Regions from separate parts of the Homo sapiens genome. Here region 2 is linked to region 1. Evidence: chromatin contacts called from ENCODE Hi-C or POLR2A ChIA-PET data. All regions are on one chromosome and are shown on one strand. Each heading gives the region's core, a stretch centred on a gene start or an enhancer-like site at or near the end of the contact. The rest is flanking DNA. Distances are from core to core; before and after follow the strand shown. Region 1 overlaps ATP9A (ATPase phospholipid transporting 9A (putative)). Region 2 overlaps NFATC2 (nuclear factor of activated T cells 2).

What was found. Hi-C counts contacts between places; a loop is a spot of excess contacts on that map. ChIA-PET counts read pairs that join two places held with the same protein, here RNA polymerase II (POLR2A). Pooled maps may share reads with other maps.
Region 2: a pooled map shows a loop between it and region 1 (6-fold over the local background). The contact joins two enhancer-like sites. A Hi-C loop is called at or near these places in 4 of 50 pooled maps. POLR2A ChIA-PET finds 5 or more read pairs at or near these places in 3 of 52 experiments (GM12878, SK-N-SH and activated T-cell).

What each region holds. Positions count from the first base shown.
Region 1 is chr20:51,658,942-51,665,085 of GRCh38, reverse strand. All of the region lies in intron 13 of ATP9A (ATPase phospholipid transporting 9A (putative)), which reads left to right. Among named protein-coding and RNA genes, the nearest start is that of ATP9A, 110 kb to the left of the region's middle. Within about 2 kb of position 3,990, at least 8 of the 41 ENCODE cell types and tissues checked have a DNase peak (open chromatin) inside an H3K27ac peak, as active enhancers do.
Region 2 is chr20:51,478,630-51,484,490 of GRCh38, reverse strand. The region is part of intron 3 of NFATC2 (nuclear factor of activated T cells 2); the gene reads left to right. Among named protein-coding and RNA genes, the nearest start is that of MIR3194, 29 kb to the right of the region's middle. Within about 2 kb of position 3,035, at least 6 of the 41 ENCODE cell types and tissues checked have a DNase peak (open chromatin) inside an H3K27ac peak, as active enhancers do.

The DNA.
Region 1 (6,144 bases), core at 2,741-5,240:
ACTTTATTCCTCTTTGTAGCTGAATAACAGGTATGATGATTTAAAATTTAAGTTTAGGCTGGGTGTGGTGGCTCACGCCTGTAATCCCAGCACTTTGGGAGGCCGAGGCGGGCAGATCACGAGATCAGGAGTTTGAGACCAGCCTGACCAACATGGTGAAACCCCGTCTCTACTAAAAATACAAAAAAAAAAAAAAAAATTAGCCGGGGGTGGTGGCGGGCACCTGTAATCCCAGCTACTCAGGAGGCTGAGGCAGAAGAATAGCTTGAACCCGGCAGGTGGAGGTTGAAGTGAGCTGAGATCGCGTCACTGCACTCCAACCTGGGTGACAGAGGGAGACTCCTCTCAAAAGGAAAAAAAAAAGAAATTTAAGTTTAAATCTATAATTCTCAGTGTTCCTTACCCCAAGTATATGTTATTTTGAGATATTAGCTAATTGTGTGAGAAATGCTATTTTTCATTTTGTTTTCTTATTTATTTTTATTTTTATTTTTTTGAGACAGAGTCTTATACTCTCTTACCCAGACTACGGTGCAGTGGTGCCATCACAGCTCACTGTAGCCTTGACCCCTCAGGCTCAGGTGATCTTCCCACCCCAGCCTCCCAAGTAGCTGGGACCACAGGCATGCGTCACCATACCTGGCTAATTTTTGTATTTTTTGTAGAGAGAGGGGGTGTTACCATTTGCCCAGGCTGGTCTCGAACTCCTGGGCTCCAGCAATTAGCCCACCTCAGCCTCTCAAAGTGCTGGGATTACAGGCATGAGCCACTGCAGCCAGCCCTGTTTTTCATTTTTATCATAGGATTTTAGAATTTTTTTTCTTGTTTTGTAATGTTCAGTAGTACAATACAATATTTATACAAAGATCAATATATATAGATGGAAGGTACTTGGAAAACTTTTCCTGCTGGGCGTGGTAGCTCATGCCTGTAATCCCAGCTACTCTGGAGGCTGAGGCAGGAGACTTGCTTGAACCCAGGAGGTAGAGGTTGCAGTGAGCTGAGATCATGCCACTGCACCCAGCCTGGATGACAGAGCAAGACAGTCTCAAACCATAATTGGGATTATTCCACATACTTTGGTCTGTGAACTGTCATTTTTCATTTACTGAGTTGTTTTTTTTATGAGCGTGTGAGTTTGTGATTTATTTTTCTACACACAACATATATACACAGGATGCACTCAGTTCATCAGTACTGACTGCCAGAGAGCGTTCTTCTTACTTTCTGCATCCACAGAAAACAGATACAAAGTTCAGTTTATGTTCTCTTGTTTTTTTTTTTTTTTTTCTGAGACGGAGTCTCGCTCTGTTTCCCAGGCTGGAGTGCAGTGGCGCGATCTCCGCTCACTGCAAGCTCCACCTCCCGGGTTCACGCCATTCTCTTGCCTCAGCCTCCCAAGTAGCTGGGATTACAGGCGCCTACCACCATGCCCAGCTAATTTTTTGTATTTTTGGTAGAGATGGGGTTTCACCATGTTAGCCAGGATGGTCTTGATCTCCTGACCTCGTGATCCGCCCGCCTCAGCCTCCCAAAGTGCTGGGATTACAGGTGTGAGCCACCGAGTTTACATTCTCTTGAGGAAGAATTTTTTTTGTCAGTGTGGTTTTCTCTGGGACATGGAGCCTACTTCATTTTTTACTCATTGAAAAAACTTTCTGGTATTTATGAAAGTTTTTTTTGCAGAAAAAATAAATCATACGGCCAAGCACAAAGACAAAACATTGAATTCACCTGTATTCATATCATTCGGCAGTAACCAGTATTAACACCTGGGTGGACAAAACGCCAAATGCTCTGCCTTTGTGTGTCTGGATAGATGCGTTCTTTATTTCTCTCTGTCTCTGTTTTCTTTTCAATGAGAACCCATCATATTCCTTTCTTTTTTAACTAGAGTTGACCACCAGAATTGCCTGTAAAGTTTTAAAAATATAAATATAAATATATGCCTGGGCTGTACGGCATTCTTTGGGTCTGGATCTTAAGTATGTATATTTTAAAAATGTTTTTTTTTGAGATGGAGTTTTCGATCTTGTTGCCCAGGCTGGAGTGCAGTGGTGTGATCTTGGCTCACTGCAACCTCTGCCTCGTGGGTTCAAGCGATTCTTCTGCCTCAGCTTCCTGAGTAGCTGGGATTACAGGTGCCTGCCACCATGCCAGCTAATTTTTGTATTTTTAGTAGAGACGGGGTTTCACCATGTTGGCCAGGCTGATCTCGAACTCCTGACCTCAGGTGATCCGCCCGCCTCAGCCTCCCAAAGTGCTGGGATTACAGGTGTGAGCCACTGTGCCCGGCGTGTATATTTTAAAAAATCTTTATTGGTTATTCTGAGAAGCCTTCCTGGTTAAGAACCACTGCCAGAATAACACTATTTAACTTCCTTCTTTTCACTCATGTCAAGGTTTTTAATGGTTTCATAACACAGTCCAGACTAGAGTAAGACAAGTGAGGAACTCACATAGCAAATTTAACCGGGTGCCAAAAAAAAAATAAATAAAGCAAATCATACTTTGGTGAAAAAAAATTTTTTTTTTTTTTTTGAGACAGAGTCTTGCTCTGTTAACCAGGCTGGAGTGCAGTGGCGTGATCTCAGCTCACTGCAACCTCTGCCTCCCAGGTTCAAGCAATTCTCCTGCCTCAGCCTGCCGAGTAGCTGGGATTACAGGCACCTGCCACCACGCCCAGCTAATTTTTGTATCTTTAGTAGAGACTGGGTTTCACTCTGTTGGCCAGGCTGGTCTCGAGCTCCCGACCTCAGGCGATCCACTCGTCTTCCCCCAAAGTGCTGGGATTACAGGCGTGAGCCACCACACCTGGCGCAGTGCAATATTTTAAAAACTCAAGCGCAAAACATTCGTGAAGAACAGTATATTGAAATTTTAAATGAAGGCAAGATCCAACCTTGTGCTAGCACAGTTCAGTTGCGCTAACTCACCCTGGTCCTAAGCCCTGGATTTATAGTTTCAGTGGCTGTCAGGCTTCTCATTATTGGGGCTGGATTATTCTTTGTCATGGGAGGCTGTCCTGTGCCTTGTAGGAGGTTAAGCAGCATGCTACAGATTTCTATAGTACCCCTGTCCCCTCACAGTTGTGACAACCAATTATGTCTCCAGACATGACCAAATGAGGGTCAAAATCATCCAAGTTGAGAATGATGATGATATATGGGTACATTTAAATTTATTGACTTTGTGTTGCAGATGATGTCTGCTCTAAAACAGTAAACATTGGATTTACTTAGTCACTTAATCAGCCTGTGGCTCAGCTGATTCATTTGGAGGTAGTAGCTCTGAGCCTGTCTCTTTGATGGTGGCCCTTTGAGGTGAGTGAGTCATCAGCTCTGAGCTTTTTTGATGTGGCAGGTTAGTTAGGGTTATCATAACAGAAATTCTTTATCTTTAATAGTGTATTTCTGGCTGGGTGCAGTGGCTCACACCTATAATCCCAGCACTTTGGGAGGCCGAGGCGGGAGGTTGACTTGAGCCTGGGAGTTAGAAAACAGCCTGGGCAATAAGAGGGAGACCTTGTCTCTACCAAAAAAAAAAAAAAAAAAAAAAAGCTGGGCATGGTGGTGCACGCCTGTGGTCCCGGTATTCAGAAGGCTGAGGTGGGAGGATTACTTGAGCCCAGAAGGTTGAGGCTGCAGTGAGCTGTGATCATGCCTCTTCACTCCAGCCTGGGCAACAGAGTGAGACCCTGTCTCAAAAAAAAAAAAAAGTGTATTTCAGTCAATTGCAACCCATTCCTAATATCCATTAATAGTATGAATGCCCATATGTGGTGAAGTTTTAACTGCATTTGGAAAGAAAACTGGCATTCCTGGTGACTCAACGTTTAATTTTTGTATTAATCTTTTCTGTAATAACAGGCTGGAGTTCTTGTCAGGAAATGGCCCTAGCTGTGGATTACTAATGGGAAAGGGAAGCCTATTTTCCCTGCCTTGGTGTCTCATTTATTGGCTGGGATGCTATAAATGACTCAGGGGCTTTATAGGATTCGAGACACCCGCCCAGGGGCCCAAGTCAGGGCCCTTTGTATTTGGAGATCTTAATTCCTCTCCCAATAGTGACCTGTGCTTGGTTCTGAAGTCACTTCTGACCTCGTGTGGAGCTGTTCTGCCCTCCCTCCCTCCATAAGGGGACCAGTGGTTTTTCCCCAGGGCAAAAAGAGTCATAACCTGCCTCTGTGGATGCCACATCTGTTTTTGTTTTCCCCTGGTATTTTTTAAGTAAGAAGAAATGTGTGTAGGTTAAAGGGCCTATGGGGAGGAGGTTAGAGATAAACACTGTACAATGTGAAACTCTTCCATATGGGGAATGTGAGGATGTTTGAAGGCCAGGCCTAAGACAGGCATCATCCAAACACAGCCCCTGGTCAGTTTCAGTGCCTTAAGGATGTATGCGCATGACCATTTGGTGTGCAAATGAGACTTTATTTAACAATTAAAAGAAGCAGTTTCAGCACCAATGAGTATTTCCTCTCCTTCCTGGAACATTTTAGTAGGAAAGGTGGGAAAGTATTAATTTAAGAGAGAAAGATATGTGGGTGGAGGCATTGAACCTGTGGCCTGTGATGTTGGTCAGGCTATCATAGTAGTCTTCTAATTCATTCGTTGTCAGATGGTCTCCTGAGTGAGGCCTTTGTCAACATCTGACCGTCTGTGGTTCTCTTTTTGCCTTGCTTGGGAATTGTTTCACCTGGAATACAAAATCCCATGGCTCTGTGTTATCCCATGTTTGAAATATTAGTGGAAGCATTTGACTTTTGTAGATATGAAAGCAGATTGCTTTACAAAATCCAGAAGTTCATGAAGGATGCCCTCAGTACAGCTTTTCATTTAAATCCGTGGATACTGAAACTTGCCAACCACAGTAATTACTTTGTCAAAGGTCTTGTTATTGCGCCTAATGTTAAATAACGATTTGGTCCAGGTGCTGAGGAATGCGGACAGAAATGAAGACACGTGTTCGTGGCTAGAACCTAAATTATAGAATTTTTTAAAAAAAGGGTTCTCGATTTAGTCTCTCCAATAGAGAACCTTTCTGTAAATCTTTTCTTTATAATTTTAGAGTTAAATTCTTTATAATTAAAAGCACTCGGCAAATAATGATTCATTTAAACCGGAGTTCTGATTCATTACTCTAATTATTGTTACCATGCAGTGCCCTTTGGCCTGGAAGTGAAACTCGTGTGCTCCTGACACCAGAGGTTAACAGAGCAGGAAGGCAGAGCGCTGTGTCCCCGCAGTGACCAGAATAATTTAGTAATTGTCTAATTACCTGAGGAGTCTAATGCTAATACTAAAAATAGTATTAAAAAATTAAGTGAAAGTCATTTTCTTGTTTCTTGTAACCCATCTGTTCTCTATTTTGGGCAATCGGGTGTCATGGGTGTAAAGTGCGACTCATTTTAAAGGATCAGATCACTTCTCTCCTGTTGGATAAATATGTTTTTAATAGAATGTAGAATCTGGTAACTCCATACACATTTCTAGCCTCCACAATTCAGTTGGCTGTGGATTCAGTAAGACTGTTGTAGGTGACCCCTTGTCTAAATCTGTGATTTAAAATCTGAAACTGATGTCGATTTCATAGTTGTTACTTCTTGAAAATGAAAAAAAATGCATGTCAATTGAGGACTCCCTACCACCACCTTGGGACTATTAAGTTATTAATTTAATTGTTCAGCAAATATCTGTTACATACCAGACACTGCCCTGGATACTAGGAATACAGTGATGAGTAACTCACTCAGGTGAGCCTTCTGTTTCTATGGTCTAATGAGAGGGAACCGTCAGGTAAATAGGCCAATTTAGACAATGAAGAGAGTAACACACAGGGTGTTGCCAAAATGTGACTTGCAACGGGAAGGCAAGTGGAGTGCCATGAACTGGGGGGCCCAGGAAGAGCCTCTTTGAGGAGGTAAAGTTGAATTGAGGCCTGAATGATGAGACTGAGCAAGCCAGCCCTGCAGTGAGCTGGGGGATGGGGTTCCAGGCAGAGGGCACAGCAAGTGCAGAGGCCCTCAGGCAGGAAGAAGCTTGGCAGTGCCCAAAGAACAGAAAGGCCAGCATGGCTGGAGCAGAGGGAACGGGAGGAAGATGGCATGAGGGACAGCTGGAGATGCAGGCAGGTGTTGATCAG
Region 2 (5,861 bases), core at 1,786-4,285, 180 kb after region 1:
TGAACAGGAAAGATGGGGTGCTGCCCCCACGGGACTGACATTCTAGTGGGGAGGCAGCAAAGAGCAAATAACTATCACATGTGGGGTCAGGTGGAGGGAAGCGTCAGGTGGATGATGCAACTTAAGGCAGGGTGTGTGGAGGGACAGTGGGAAGGGCGTGGGGTGTCACATTGGGGTGCGGCTGTCTGGGAAGGCTTCTCTGATGAGAGGTCACCTGAGGACAGGTTCCAATGAAGAGTGGGGTGAGCCCTGCAGGTCATGGAGGGAGAGCATTTCAAGCTGAGGGCATGATAAGTGTTGGGATGCAGGGACGGGCACCTGCCTGGTGGGTGTCTGGCTCTCTTGAGGGTGACAAGGCCAGTGTGGCTGTCATGGGGGGCAGCAGGGAGGGAAGAAGGGTGGGTGGGAGATGGAGAAGCAGGGCCAGATCATATGGGATCTTCTGAGTCATGGTAAGGACTCGGGCTTTTTGATGCAAGGAAGATGTTTGCTGTTGGGGCGATTTTAGCAGAGGTGGCAAAAGCTCTAACTTACCATTTTAAGGATCTTTCTAGCTGGACTGCTATGTGAAGAAGACTGTGTGTAGGTGGAGGGAGAGGGGTGGGTAAGGAGACTGGGCCCCCTCTTTGACCAGGGCACTAGAGTGGAAGTGATGGAGAGTCACAGGTGGCAAATTTGAGTGGGATTTAGGGAATGGAATTGACAGGGCTTTGAGATGGATCTAATATGGGATGGAGGCAGAGAGAGTTACCAAGAGTTAGGGTTGTTATTGAAGTGATTAACACACAGTCATGGCTTGTTGGAATGGGTGAGAGTCAAGTCATGGACGAAGTGTGCCTGGTCTGCTTGTGTGTGTGTCTGTGTGTGTGTGTGTGGTGGGGGGGAGAGGGTGGAAGGTGGGGTTAGGATGGCAGGTACGTGCTGCAACTTTAGCACCCCAAAATAGATACTGAATTGGGATCCATGTGTGTTTGTAAAAATTTTCTCCCCATGTGCTGCATGGCCATGGGGAATTGCAGTCCTCTTCCCCGGTACCCTCCCGCTCGGCCTTCTCCCCCACCCTGGGCTTTTTCTTTCTTTCAGAGTGAAATCTTTGAGGATGATAGCAATTTCCTAATATTTCAAATTCAACAAAATGCTACTTAACATCGTTAATGTTTTATTTTAGTAAAATTCAAAACTGTTTGGCCCGTTGCCATTTTGAAAATCAGTCTCACATTTTGGATTGGAATCGTCCAACTGAGAGTATTTAAAAAGCCCTGAGCAGAGTTGATAGCAGAGTCGTTTTCAGAGACGTGCCACTTGCAAGGGTTCTTATTGCAGTGTTTGTAATGGGGGAAAGTTGGGAACCATCTAAATGCGCACCTGGCTGCAGGGATCCACAGGCAGAACGGGCACGCAAGGGCTGGGGCTGGGTTGCGGGAAGAGAGGCACCAGGGGGCCAAATGTAGAGTGGGGCTCACTCTCAGGAGCCCACCTTGCATTTGCTGGACCTTGATAGTGAATGCCCCCTCAGATCGCGTGTCCTGGGGACCTCACTGGCCTTGGGCTAGTCCGAACCCTGGGATGTGCCATGTAGTTCTTTGAGATTCTCATAAAGCAAGATTCAATGACAAGAGGACATGACCATCTTAGTCAATGGAGACAGTACATAAACTCGAATGCCAATATGTTGATCTGTGTGCCTGGAAGAAAAGTCTGAAAGCGTAGATAACTTCAGTTAGGGGGATAAGCTTTAGTGATCTCTTGTACAGAATGGTGACTATAGTAAATAATCATTGTCTATATTTCAAAAGTGCTAAGAGTAGATCTGAAGTGTTTTTACCACCAAACAATAAGTATGTGAGGTGATGGATGTGTTAATTAGCTTGATTTAATCATTCCACAATGTAAACACATATTAAAGCATCACATATTGTACCCCATAAATATATAAAATTGTTATTTGTCAATTAAGAGGAAAAATAAAATGAATAATAAAACAGTTTGGAATGAAAGAAAAGTTTGGAAGGATGTACACTCAAATGCTTACTTATTTTCAAGGGGTATTCTTTTTGTGATTTATCTTGTCTATTTTTTCCTGCAATGAGTGAGCTCTTAGTACTTTACACCAAAAAAAAAAAGGAACAGCAAGAATCAACAGATATTGATGCCTTTTTATCTTTGTATCAGGACAGTTAAGTTGCCACTAAAAATAGGCAGATCTTGAATTTGGTGGCAGGCAGGGGTGAGTCTGAATAACTTTCTCTTTGACGCTGAGGGTCTTTGACACGTGGAGGCCATGTTTGTGTGTCTCTGGGTTCTTATTGCTGAGCTGGTGGGGTGGATTTGCCTGTCTTAAAATGCATAGGCCAGACTTGGGGGGCTGGGGGTGGGGGGATTTTGCCTTTTTCTGAATCAGGAATCAGCCATACAACAGAAGAAACAAACAGGGCCAGTGGAGGCTGTTGCCACCTGATCACTTATGACCTGTAGGATAGTGAGCAAGTTAGTTAACCTGGTTGAGCCTCACCGTTCTCATCTAAAAATGGGATAACACTGCTCTTCTCTGAGCATTGTTATGGAGATTACATTAGCTATGTTTGCAAGCGATCCCAATACACTGTGTAGAAAGGTCTTCACCTATGGAGGGTGCAAAGTTTTCCTTGTGATGAGGTTGGATGGCGTCATTTATATAGCTAACTGTGGCGGGATGTCTAAATCACACGTCATTCCTCAGATCCGGTTTTTCAAGTAGCTGAGTTGACAAGGGGACAGAGTGGATTATTAATAGAATGATGCCCCCAAGCCTGCAGTTGGCTTCTTGGGTCCCTTTGATGGGAAGGTTGGTGGATGGAAGTCGCACCAAGCTGCAGCCTGGGCCCCCACCCCCGCAGACGCCACAGACACTCCCCTCCCGTGCATTCAGCCCTTCACGGTGTGCACTAGAAGCACTGCTTCTTCCTGGAACCTTTTCAACTGCCTGGGAAATTACAAGAAGCAGAAAACTTTCGCTCTCACCTTGGCTGCAGGAAGTGGCGTTTCCTTTGCTCGGGAGGCCAGTGACGTGGAGCTCCTGTATTGCAGAATGTGTCTGCTGTGCCTGGAGTGTGATCCGGCTGGTCCAGGCCACCGAGAAGACCTCACCTTTGGAGAAGCCTGAAAAGGCCGCCCCAAAGCCTCCTGACCGAGGTCTCCCGAAAATGGGGATGGTGGGGAGTTTGGAACCTGAAGGGTAGATCATGTCATCTCAAAACATCAAGTTCTATTTGCAAAACCCAAATCACTGAGTTTTTGGAGAAGCAAGTAAATGGCTATCTGTTCTTCTCATCAAACCTCCAGGGACCTGGCGAGGAAGGCTCTTCCAGAATGAGGCAGCTGAGCAGTTGGGATTCTGGGCACATTCTGTACCTTTTGTAGGAGGGGAGGATGGAGGGTGGACGGGAAGTATTCCTTTCATGAAAGATGGTGAGGTTTCTTCACCTGGCCCCTCTTTCCTCTGACACTCCAAGCCGGCAACTGTTGAGCCAGCCCACTGAGAAGACTGCAATTAGTGCCTGGGCTTTCCCATATGGGAGGCCTTCACGTTGGTTCTCACTTTGTTCACATTCATTCTTCACCCTTCCATTCAGTTCTGTAATATCACCTCCCTGTTTCGATTTGCGTCATCCTCCGATGACAAGGAAAGTTCTCGTTTCATGGGTACCTACCGTGTGCTGTGCTTTGGTGCCCAACAAAGGTCACCTTATTTCGCCTTTCAGAAGAGGCCTGCAGGGTGGGGGGTGATGTCTCCTTTTTATCTGAGCATATGGAAACTCAGGGGTGGAGCGATTGCTCACAGTCACACAGCCATCAAGAAGCAGAGCTGGCATCGAAATTCAGATATGTCTGACCCAAAGTGAAAAACTTTGTGCTTTCAGCTATACCACACTGCTTTCTGGTGTTACCCGGGGAGGCGGGGAAGGGACCCTCACCAGTGCCAGGTGGATTCTATCTGCTCACATTGTATAAGCCAGCCCAGCTCAACCCAGAGGCTGCTCTTCAACTCAGAGAGGCCATTCTTGGCTTTCCTAAAGAGGTTTTTCTCTCAAGGAACTACCGTTTTTGTTTGTTTAGGTTGCTGTTTGTTTCTCTCCCTCCATCTCCCTCTGTGCCCCTTCTTTTCTCCCTCCTTCCTGCCCCACTCTCTCTCCTGTGCGGCAGGAAGCACATTCTATTTTTTTTGAGACAGAGTCTTGCTTTGTGACCCAGGCGGGAGTGCAGTGGTGCAATATCGGCTCACTGCCACCTCCAACCCCCGGGTTCAAGTGATTCTCCTGCCTTGGTCTCCTGAGTAGCTGGGATTACAGGCACGTGCCACCATACCTGGCTAATTTTTGTATTTTTCACAGAGACGGGGTTTCACCATGTTGCCCGGGCTGGTCTTGAACTCCTGACGTCAAGTGATCTGCCCACCTCAGCCTCCCAAAGTGCTGGGATTACAGGCACGAGCCACCGCGCCTGGCCCCAGGAAGCACATTCTTGATGTTGCACCTTAGCACTTGCTTATTTTGCCTTTGAGGACCTGCCCTTTCTGACCTGTAGTAATCAGAGAGCAGAGTGGAATCCACCAAGCGCTGAGGACAGAGAGAGGGTGGCAGGGAAGCGGGTGGGTTCGGAGCCTGAGAGGCTGGAGTTTGGAGCCTGGCTCTGCCCTATGCTCACTGTGTTGACTGGGACAAGTTGCCAGACCTTAGCAGCCTCAGTTTCCTCACCTGTAAAATGTGGGTAGCAGTGAGCCCATCTTACGTGGAATTGTTGTGAGATGTGTAAAACATCAAGTGTGGTGTGTGGCATGAGGGAAACAGATGCTTTCACTGCTGCATTACTGTTTTTTGTTGGTTTATTTGTTTGAGACAGGGTCATGCTCTGCTACCCAGGCTGGAGTGCAGTGGCACGATTGTGGCTCACTGTAGCCTCAACCTCCTGGACTCAACTGATCCTCTCGCTTCAGCCCCACAAAGCAGCTGAGACTACGGACGTGCGACACTATGCCTGGCTAATTTTTGCATTTTTTTGGTGGAGACGGGTCAGGCCATGTTGTCCACGCTTGTCTTGAGCTTCTGGGCTCGAGAGATCTACCCACCTTGGCCTCCCAATGTGCTGGGATTACAGGCATGAGCCACCATGCCTGGCACTGTATTACTGTTGATGGTGACAGATTATTCAACAAATGTTCATTGACCATGCTAACAAAATAGCAAGGTCCCTACTGCTGTGAAACTCACGTTCAGGCAGGAGAGAGAGGTGTTCAGCAAATAACTAACTAAACAAGGAAATTTCAGATGTTAATGAAGTAAATATTCCAGTGATGTGCTAGTAAACGTTTAACATCCAGTTTTCCAGGGGGAAAAAAAAAGCCCTGATCTATAGCATTTGTCAATTTTTGTGGTGTAAATATTCCCACTACGGCTGGAAACGTACATACCAAAGTGGTGTCAACTGGCTCTTAAAATTCCTATAGGTTTAACGATTGGTTCTTGTAATGCCTAAAGAGCTGGCTTTAGCACTGAATGCATCTAATCTGGTTCAGGAAAAACCTGAAGATCTGAAACCCAAATGTGCTAGTGGAAGAGGATTCTAGGTGGAGAAAATGGCTTGTGCAAAGGCCCTGAGGTCAGAAAGACCTTGGTGTGTTCAGGGAACAGGAGGATGGCTGGTGTTGGCAGGAGCCTAGTGGGGTGGTGGAGGAGAAGGCAGAGGCTGGGCTGTGGGAAGGCTCTTAGACTATCACACAGAGTTTGGATTTTAATATAAGGCCACAGGAAGTCTTTGAAGGGTTGTAGGCAGGGGAGTATCTGGATCTGATTTGCATTTTTAAAAGATCATCGAGCTGTTCTGTG